Regions from separate parts of the Homo sapiens genome. Here region 2 is linked to region 1. Evidence: chromatin loops called from intact Hi-C (ENCODE). Cell type or tissue: OCI-LY7. All regions are shown on one strand. Links, peaks and the distances in the headings refer to the core of each region. The heading gives the core; the rest is flanking DNA. Region 1 overlaps LOC105369917 (a long non-coding RNA gene). Region 2 overlaps LOC107984545 (a long non-coding RNA gene).

Region 1 (5,384 bases), core at 115-5,114:
TTTTCAGCTATACAGGCACCGATGGCTCTGAAAGAAACATAAAATACGTGTTCAGAGGACCAATGAATCCAAATGATTGCAAATAATTGACCAGCAATTACTAGAATGTTAATTGCACTGTAACATACCTAAGAAGAATGCATACAAGGCTGGTCTGTAAGTTACTTACTTTTATTCCCTTACAGATGAGAAAACTGAGGCTCTGGAAATTCAGTAATTATACCAAAAACACACAAGCAGTAAATGACAGCTGTGATTTGAACACATGCATATATTTTTTCTATTGTAATACTGCTATCTTGCTGGATCCTGAAATATCTGTAAGGTGTTTATGAGTTGGTTTTATTGCCTCTACTAAATAAGCTATGTAGCCCAACAGCTAGAATGGAAATCAGAAAGCTAAATTTGGATTCATAATCTGTCACTTACTCTTTTTTTTTTTTTTTTTTTTAGACAGAATTTTTGCTCTGTTGCCCAGGCTGCTGGAGTGCACAATCTCGGCTCACTGCAACCTCCGCCACCTGGGTTCAAGAGATTCTCCCGCCTCAGCCTCCCAAGTAGCTGGGATTATAGGCACCCACCATCATGCCGAGTTAATTTTTGTGTTTTTGTAGAGATGAGGCTTCACCATGTTGGCTAGGCTGGCCTTGAACTCCTGACCACAAGTAATCCACCCGTCTAGGCCTCCCAAAGTGCTGGGATTACAGGTGTGAGCCACCGTACCTGGCCTGTCACTCACTCTTAATGTGATTGCAAATCTTCTCATTTCTTTGTGCTTCAGTATTAACATCTATTATGTAGGGGTAAGTTTGTGTTTCCACAAAACTTCCAGGGGGGTTATGAAGCATATAAAACCAACCTTTCATGAATTTTAATTAGCTTAAAGAATTTTATGAGACGCTGAAATTTGTTTAAAAATATAGTATTTTAATTAGGTTATTTTAAACTGGCATTCCTGGGTAGCTAGAAGAGTACATCTTATTTATTTTTATTTTTTAATACAGAGATGGGGTCTTGCTGTGTTGCCCGGGCTGGGCTCAAATTTCACCTCAAGCAGTCCTCCCACCTTGGCCTTCCAAAGTGCTGGGATTATAGGCATGAGCCACTGTGCCTGGCCAGGAGTACATTTTATTATCATTAAAATATTCACTGTTGATTTCAGTGTCCTTTTTTTTTTTTTTTTTTTTTTTAATGAGACAGAGTCTCTGTCTGTCACCCAAGCTGGAGTGCAGTGGCGCGATACTGGCTCACTGCAACCTCCACCTCCCGGGTTTAAACGATTCTCCTGCCTCAGCCTCCCGAGTTGCTGGGACTACAGGCACCCGCCACCATGTCTGGCTAACTTTTTGTATTTTTAGTAGAGACAGGGTTTCACCATGTTGGTCAGGCTGGTCTCAAACTCCTGATCTTGTGATCTGCCTGCCTCCCAAAGTTCTGGGATTATAGGCGTGAGCCACCGTGCCAGGCCTTTTTTTTTTTTTTTTTTTTTTTTGAGACAGAGTCTTGCTCTTGTCACCCAGGCTGGAATGCAGTGGAGCGATCTTGGCTCACTGCAACCCCCACCTCCTGGGTTCAAGCGATTCTCCTGCCTCAGCCTCCCTTGTAGCTGAGATTACAGGCGTGTGGCACCATGCCCGACTAATTTTAGTATTTTTAGAAGAGACGGGATTTCATTATGTTGGCCAGGCTGGCCTCGAACTGCTGACCTCAAGTGATCCGCCTGCCTCAGCCTTCCAAAGTGCTGGGTGTTTTCAGTTTCTTTACCCTTAACCTGAGTGCTGTGGACTCAATGTGTCCCCCCAAAATTTGTATGTTGACGCTCCAAACCTCAATGTATTTGGAGATAGAGGCTTTATGGAGGTAATTAAGGTTAAATGATGTTATAAGGGTGGGATCCTGATCTGATAAGATTAGTGTCCTTATAAGAAGAGGACACCAGAGAGCTGACTTTTGCTGCCTGCCACGTGAGGACACAGCAATAAGGTGGCCATCCATAAGCCGGGAAGAGAGCCTTCATCAGATACTGATGCTACGGACCTTGATCATGGACTTCCAGCTTCCAGAACTGTGAGAAAATTAATTTCTGTCATGTCAGTCCCTTGGGCTCTGGTAGTTTGTTAAAGCAACTGAAGCAAACAAATGCACTAAGCAACTTAGTGTGATGAATGATCAGCTATGTTTGTTGAAGCCATGCTTTTTGAAATGTCTTGATGCCTTTCCTCAGTAGAAACGCATTTCTACAAAATGATGGTGATTTACGGTATCTGCTTGGCTTAAGAAAACCCATGCATGCAAATATAATACATTATTTCAGCATTTGCCTTAATGCCCCACCAGACCTATTTTCAATATATTTTTTCCTTTTTCAGCATAATGTTTATTAGTGAATTTAGATGCAGGCTAACTTAGAGATGGATCTTCTTTCATGGAAAGACAAACACATAATATCAGCAGAATATTGTTTCTTTGAAATGTTCAGAATAGTACATTTTGAATTATAGTAAAAGTTTACATATGTGTGTTGGTGTGTGCATATAATGGAGTAGTTAATATATTCATAAAAATATGAAGATAATATAACACCCCCATGCACACCACCGAGCTTTATTGTATTAATATCAAATATTAATACAAATTAATGCTTTACTCCATTTGCTATATATGTTTATATTTTTTCCATTGTTACAATTTGAGACACAACTGAAAGTCCCTGAGGACTCCTGCCTGATTTCACTCAACGTTTTATCCTAATTTTGGTGTATGTCATTCTCATGTATGTCATATAAGTATGTAATAACCCATAATCTGTTAGGATGAGGGTTTTTATTTGCAAGCAACAGAAACAAACTGGTTAATTTAAGCAAACAAACAAAAAGGAATGTATTCAATAACTTGGAAGACCTTTGCAAGAGTGGAAGACTTGGGTTTGGAGGCTCCACTGCCAGGGAAAATGTCCCTAATCATGCTGTAGAATGTGTCCAATAGCAACACCACAACAACGGCTGCTGGACAGACCCTACGGCTTGCACTGTTGGTCCTCCTGACCCAAAACACAGCTGCAGGAACCACAGCCATTACAGCCACTAGAAGCCAAGCGGAACCACTGCTCTTCCTCCCAGAAAGTCCGGGCAGCCCCTGCAGCTGCATGAAAGTCTGGGGCAGGCGCATCTGATCTTTGGAGCCTGGGTCATGTGCCTGGGCCCTAGCTGCAGGAGAAACTGGGAAATCAAGAAGATGGGACTGGGTGTGGTGGCTCATGCCCGTAATGCCAGCACTTTGGGAGGCTGAGGTGGGCGGATCACTTGAGGTCGGGAATTCAAGACCAGCCTGGCCAACATGGTGAAACCCCATCTCTATTAAAAATGCAAAGAAATTAGCCAGGCATGGTGGTGCATGCCTGTTGTCCCAGCTACTCGGGAGGCTGAGGCAGAATTGCTTGAACCCGGGAGGTAGGGGTTGCAATGAACCAAGATTGCGCCACTGCACTCCAGCCTGGGTGACAGAGGGAGGCTGTCTCAGGGAAAAAAAAAAAAAAAAAAGTGGTATTTTTGGCTTTTATTGTGGGAGGGGACTCTGCCTCAGCAGGTAGGGGAGTCCCCAAACTTAGGAGGGAGGTATAGATGCTGCATGATAAGAGCCAATGGCAGTTGTCCACAACAAACAACTGATACATTCTCTTGTTGATGGACATTTACATAATTTCCAATTTTTTACTACAGAGAACTGCTGCAATGAAATTTTTGCACATTTCCTACGGTATAGAATTTCTCTGGATTATTCGTGCCTTCAATTTTACTAGACATTGCCATATTGTTCAGCAAAGGGTCTATTTGCCAATCATATATTTTGCTAACATTTGTCTCCATCTGTGGCTTGTCTTTTCCTTCTGCTTATGGTGTCCTTTTTATATGGAAGATTTTTATTTTAATATAGTTAAACTAATTAATCCTATCCCTTATGTTTGTGATTTTTTGGTGTGCATTTGGTTTAAGAATTTATTTTCAGCCAGGCGAGGTGGCTTATGCCTGTAATCCCAGCACTTTGGGAGGCCGAGGCGGGCGGGTCAGGAGTTTGAGGCCAGCCTGGCCGACAGGGTGAAACCCCGTTTCTACTAAAAATACAAAAATTAGCCGGGTGTGGTGGTGTGTACCTGTAATCTGTAATCCCAGCTACTTGGGAGGCTGAGGCAGGACAATTGCTTGAATCTGGGAGGTGGAGGTTGCAGTGAGCAGATCACGCCACTGAACTGCAGCCTGGTTGACAGAGCAAGACTGTCTCAAAAAAAAAACAAAACAATTTTCTACCTGAAGGTGATAAGAAAAAATTATCCTGATGTTTTCTTCTAAATGTTTTATTATTTGGCTTTTAATGATTAGCTCTTTACCTGGAGTTTATTATGGAAAATAGGAATCTAAGATAGATAATCAGTTGTCCCAGCACCATTGATTGAATAATCCATTCCTCCTGGTTTGTAATTCGATCTCTGTTGTAAATCAAGTTTCCCCATGTTCCTGGGTCAGTCAGGTCTTTCTATTTCTGTTCCATTGGTCTATTTAACTAGCCTGGTGCCAATACTACAATATCTTAGTTACTATCACGTCATAAAAACCTTAACATCTGATAAAATGAGTCCTCCACTTCCCCCTCACCCCAATGTATTAATGCTATTTCCAGAGTGAGCTATTAGCTATCTTATATCCTGAAGAGCACAATGACAAAAAAAAAAAAAAAAAAAGAGAAAAGAACTTTCAGAGTGTATGGTTTGGTATAAAATATGAGTGGGCCATAAGAAGTAGCAAGAGAATCAACAACACCTTCACCAGTGGCTAGGTGCCTGCAGAGAGCTGAGAGCCAGAGGCAGGGATTTATATCAAAGAAATCAGATGCATTTGAATTAAAGCTCTGATCTCCACCCTGTAAGAACAGGCTTCTAAGACTCCCAGCTTCAGTGACACTCTTCTTGTTTTCCAATGACCACTGACTCCTCCATCCCCACCTTTCCTTTCCTGGGGTTTACGGCAGGTAAACACAGCGTGGCAACATCAGGTTCCTGGAGTGGCATTCTGAGCATCCCTGAATAATTCTGATGTGTCAGCTGGTGTCTGTGGAATCACTAAAAGTCAAGTTTCAAGCTACAACCCTCTACCTCTGCTCAAAAAGGCATTTTAAGTCCTTGCTTTGAGCAAAGCTTCCAACCTCCTGCCTCAAACACATGGCAATGAGAGGTAAAAGAGAAAAAGAAGCAATCTAAAGGACAAAGCTGCACTCCAACCAAGATGAACACCCTGTGCATGGAAGCCAAATCAATAGATTTGCGGGGCTGAAGCCACAGGCTTGCTTGGCTCTAGGTCTAGAAGCAGCGAAAGCAGATATGAATTTAGCTC
Region 2 (5,384 bases), core at 314-5,313, 79 kb after region 1:
GAACATGGGTGTACAACATCTGTTTTGAGTCTTTGCTTTCACTTCTTTGAGTTTATACCTAGAAGTGAAATTGATAGATCATATGGTAATTCTATGTTTAATTTTTTTTTTTCTTTTTGAGATGGAGTCTCACTCTGTCGCCCAGGCTTGAGTGCAGTGGCACGATCTTGGCTCACTGGAACCTCTGCTTCCCGGGTTCAAGCAATTCTCTTGCCTCAGCCTCCCGAGTAGCTGGGATTGTGGATGTCCGCCACCACACCTGGCTAATTTTTGTATTTTTAATTTTTAGTAGAGACAGAGTTTTGCCATGTTGACCAGGCTGGTCTCAAACTCCTGACCTCAAGTGATGCCCGCCTTGGCCTCCCAAAGTGCTGGCATTACAGGCGTGAGCCACTGTGCCCGGCCTCAATGTTGAATTTTTTGAGGGTCTGTCATATCATTTTCCACACCATCTGCACCATTTTAAATTCCCACCAGCAATGCTCAAGCGTTCCAACTTCCCCACATCCTCACCAATACTTCTTGTTTTGTTTTGTTTTAAAATAATAGCCATCCTAACGAGTGTGAAGTGGTATACGAGAAAACTCTGAAAGTTGATTTCCTTCTCTATTCAACCCAGTCTACTTTTCTACCACTTCACAGATAAACCTCTTTTAAGGTCACTGGAGTCTTTTATAACGCATCATCCAAAGGTCACTATTCAGCCCCCAACTCATAATACAATCCCCATATAGCATTTGACACAATCGAAATTCTTTCCTCACTTGGTTTCCGGGACACCACTTTCTCTTGGTTTTCTTCCCTCACTGGTTATTCCTTCTCCAGCTCTTCACTGGTTTCACCCATGGGTCGACTTCTCCCCGTCAGGCCTCTTTTGTTTTCTTCTCTACCTATACTCCCTGGATGATCTTCTCCAATTCAGTGGTTTTTTTTTTTTTTTTTTTGAGATGGAGTCTCACTCTGTCAACCAGGTTTGAGTGCAGTGGCGTGATCTTGGCTCACTGCAACCTTCACCTCCCAGGTTCAAGCGATTTTCCTGCCTCAGCCTCCCGAGTAGCTGGGATTACAGATGTGCACCACCACGCCTGGGTAATTTTTGTAGTTTTAGTAGAGACAGGGTTTCACCATGTTGGTCAGACTGATCTTGGAGTCCTGGCCTCAAGCCATCCACCCGCCTCGGCCTCCCAAAGTGCTGGGATTATGGGCATGAATCACTGCGCCCAGCCAATTCACTGGCTTTAAAAACCATCTGACAACTCACAAATGTGTATTTCCAGCTTTGACATCTCATCTGCACTCCAGACTTAAATATCTTACTTCCTATATAATGTATCTTATAGGTATCTCATATTTAAATAATCCAACATGTTCAAAACTGAACTCTTGGTTTTCCTCTCCAAATGAGTTTTCCTTTAGTTCTTATTTACTTCAATAAATGGAATCTCCATTCTTCCAATTGCTCAGGCCAAAAGCTCTGGAGTTTTCTTTGACTCCTCGCTTTCTCTCACACCCTGTATCCATCCCCTAGTCTAATCAGTAAACTATATCTGAAATGCAATCTCATTACCTTCTTTCACTGTTGGCTGACCTACCATCATCCCTCAAGGATCATTACTATAGATAACCTCATACCTGGTCTTTTTTCTGACCATTTCTCCACTCTTTAAAATGGAATCTCAACACAGGAGCCAGGTCTTTACTCAGATTAAGTCATGCCCCTCTTTGCTCAGACTCTAATCCCACTCAGTGTAAAAGCTTGTAATCCCAGCATTTTGGGAGGCTAAGGTGGGTGGATCACTTGAGGTCGGGAGTTCAAGACCAGCCCGGCCATCATGGTGAAACCTCATCTCCACTAAAAATACAAAAATGAGCCAGGCATGGTGGCATGTGCCTGTAATCCCAGCTACTCAGGAGGCTGAGGCAGGAGAATCGCTTGAACCTGGGAGGTGGAAGTTGCAGTGAGCCGAGATTGTGTCACTGCACTGCAGCCTGGGTGACAGAGTGAGACTCTGTCTCAAACAACAACAACAAAAAAAAAAAAAAAAAAAAAACTTGTATAACAGTGGCCTCCGAGGTCTTTCATAATCTGACCCTTTCCCCTTCCTCTGATTTTTATTATATATCCTACTATCCTCTCTCAATACATTATGCTTCAGTCACACTGGCCCCCTTGCTGTCCTCAAACATACCAAGGATATGTCCTTCCTACACATCCCATAGGCCCTCATATCCACCAAGTTTCATTCAAATATTACTGTAGAATAAGGCCATTTGAACACTGTATATAAAAAAGCATCAGTCCCATTTCCTTAATCCTGCTTTATTGCACTCCACATACCACTATTTGTTGTCCTATATTTACTTTTTTATTTGTTTCCCTCTACTCCACTGAAGTCTCCACGAAGCAGAGACTTTATCTTGTTCACTGCTGTTTCTCTAGTACATATTTGCTCAACAAGTAGTAGAATAATCTTACATTTTCAAGTGTTGGCAGAAAAAAAAAAGTATTACAAAGAATGAATCATTTAGGACCAGATAGCTGAATTGAGTGAGTTCAAGCCTTGCTCTGATACAATTCTCCTTCAAGACAAGAGCCATGAGTTGGATACAGAACATTTATATCCCAAGCATATATTTTACTGAACAGCATCAATGGTGTCTCCAAGCCTCTAGATAGTTGACACAATAAAATCTAGGAAGGTGCCGGGCACGGTAGCTCACACCTGTAATCCCAGCACTTTGGGAGGTCAAGGCGGGAAGATCGCTTGAGGTCAGGAGTTCGAGACCAGCCTGGCCAACGTGGCAAAACCCTGTCTCTACAAAAAACACAAAAATTAGCCAGGCATGGTGGCAGGCACCTGTAATCCCAGCTACTCAGTAGGCTGAGGCAAGAGAATTGCTTGAACCCAGGAGGCAGAGGTTGCAGTGAGCTGAGATAGCACCACTGCACTCCAGCCTGGGTGACAGAGTGACTCTGTCTCAATAAATAAATGAATAAATAAAATCTAGGAAGGTAATCATCTTAGTTCATTTTGTGTTGCTATAAAGGAATACCAGAGGCTGGGTAATTTATAGAGAATAAAGGTTTATTTGCTCATAATTCTGATGGCTGGAAAGTTTACAATTGGGCACTTTCATCTGGTGAGAACCTAAGGCTGCTTCCTCTCCTGGCAGAAGGCAAAGGGAAGCCTGTGTACGCAGAGATCACATGATGAGAGAGGAAGCGAGAGAGAGAGTGGGGAGGTGTCAGGCTGTTTTTAACAGCCAGCTCTCCTAGGAACTAATCGGGTGAGAACACACTCATCCCGGAGGGAGGGCATTAGTCTATTCATGAAGGATCTGCACCCATAACCCAAACACCTCCCATTAGGTCCCATCTCTGACACTGGAGATCAAATTTTAACATGAAGTTTGGAGGGGACAAACATCTAAACTATAGCGGTCATCAAGATAGCATGGTGGGGGCACTGCACTACATGGATTACAAAGAGAGGACAACAGAGTCCTTCTCTCTTTTATTTATTTATTTATTTATTTATTTTTGAGATAGAGTCTAGCTCTGTCACCCAGGCTGGAGTGCAGTGGCGCAATCTTAGCTCACTGCAATCTCCGCCTCCCAGGCTCAAGCGATTCTCCTGCCTCAGCCACCCGAGTAGCTGGGACTACAGGCATGTGCCAGCTCGCCCAGCTAATTTTTGTATTTTTAGTAGAAATGAGGTTTCACCGTATTGGCCAGGCTGGTCTCAAACTCCTGACTTCAAGTGATCTGCCTACCTCGGCCTCCCAAAGTGCTGAGATTACAGGCATGTGCCACCGCGCCCGGCCAGTCCTTCTCTATCTGGAGCTTAAAATTCATAATCTGACGACTGTCATCATTCATTCATTCAACAAATGTCTATTGCACAAGGAACCAAAACAGATTTCACTGCACTGCCCGAGGCATGAACAAGAGAACTTTAAATGAACTCTCCTCTGAAATGTTCTCCAAACCAGTTGTTCAAAGAATTCTAAGTAAGGCAGCTGCCCCCGTCGTCACTATTTCAGTGTTTTCTTTCACAAGCCAATGTGGTGAAACATATAGAAATTTGATGGAGTTTCACCTGAATAGAATTTTTATAAAATGGCGCACACCACTAAAGAGCTACTTGTCTTTTTCTTCTAAATGATGGCTCCATTAGCATATTTTGAAAAATAACACTGGTTTTCCAATAAGTGTTTAATGTGAAATAAAAGAGAAAATTTTTAAAGAACAAAAAGTATTTGAGTTAGCATAAGAAGTCTAAATGACAGCTGGGTGCAGTGGCATGTGCCTGTAGTCCCAGCTATTCAGGTGGCTGAGGTAGGAGGACTGCTTGAGCCCCAGAGTTTGAATTCAGCCTGGGGAACATAGCAAGACCCCATCTCTAAACTAAAAAAAGGAATTCTAAATGTAAATCTCAAATCTTTGACAATTGGGCATTGGTTATATATTCATGTTGACATTTAAAAGACAGAAAGGCCATTTAAGAAATATTTATTTATTTGTACTTATTTATTATTATTTTTTTTAGAGACAGGCTCTCGCTCTGCTGCCCAGGCTGGAGTGCAGTGGTGCAATCATAGCTCACTGTAACCTCAGACTCCGGGGCTCAAGTGATCCTTCCATCTCAGCCTCCAGACTAGTTGGACTACAGGTGCATGCCACCACACCTGGCTAAGTTTTAAAATTTTTTATAGAGATGAAAAATTTATAGAGATGAAAAATTCATAGAGATGAAAAATTCTTGCTCTTTTTTTTTTTTTTTTTGAGACTGGGGCCTAGGTCTGTTGTGCAGGCTGGTGTTCAGTGGCATGATCATGGCTCATTGCAACCTCTGCCTCCTGGGTTCAAGTGATTCTCGTGCCTCAGCCACACCAGTAGCTAGGATTACAAGCTAATTTTTGTATTTTTAGTAGAGACGAGGTTTCACCATGTTGGCCAGGCTGGTCTCGGACTCCTGGCCACATGCCACATGTGATCCACCCACCTCGGCCTCCCAAAGTGCTGGGATTACAGGCATGAGCCACTGCACCCAGCCTGTATATCTCTTTATAGGTTTGAAAGTTGCCCTCATGAATATCATTTCACCAAACCCTAATGCTAATGCCATGTGGCATTTATTGTGTTATCTCCATTTTATGGTATATTCTTTGTAACATTCTGAAAATATGCATGTATAACTATTATTACTCAGATACAATGATAAAGGCTGTGCTTTTTACAATAGTAATAGTAACAGATACTATTTATTAATTGCCTCTGTCTTGTTTTCTTTTTGTTGTTTGTTTGTTGAGACACGGTCTCACTGTCATCCAGGCTGGAGTGCAGTGGTGTGATCTCAGATCACTGCAGCCTCGACCTCCTG

The links. A loop is a pair of places that touch in the nucleus more often than their neighbours do. Peaks named below come from ENCODE experiments on the same cell type or tissue, not always from the same donor. Only the 100,000 strongest peaks of a DNase experiment are listed, where the experiment ranks them.
Region 2: it touches region 1 in a loop (4-fold over the local background); 2 of 110 quality-filtered maps call a loop at or near these places.

What each region holds. Positions count from the first base shown.
Region 1 is chr12:95,346,381-95,351,764 of GRCh38, forward strand. All of the region lies in intron 8 of LOC105369917 (a long non-coding RNA gene), which reads right to left. Among named protein-coding and RNA genes, the nearest start is that of MIR3685, 39 kb to the left of the region's middle. In OCI-LY7, for the core only: no CTCF peak of the experiment used is centred there; a DNase peak (open chromatin) is centred at 3,101; H3K4me3 peaks cover 1,720 bases; H3K27ac peaks cover 4,420 bases.
Region 2 is chr12:95,425,445-95,430,828 of GRCh38, forward strand. All of the region lies in intron 5 of LOC107984545 (a long non-coding RNA gene), which reads right to left. Among named protein-coding and RNA genes, the nearest start is that of METAP2, 46 kb to the right of the region's middle. In OCI-LY7, for the core only: no CTCF peak of the experiment used is centred there; a DNase peak (open chromatin) is centred at 3,207; H3K4me3 peaks cover 542 bases; H3K27ac peaks cover 1,152 bases.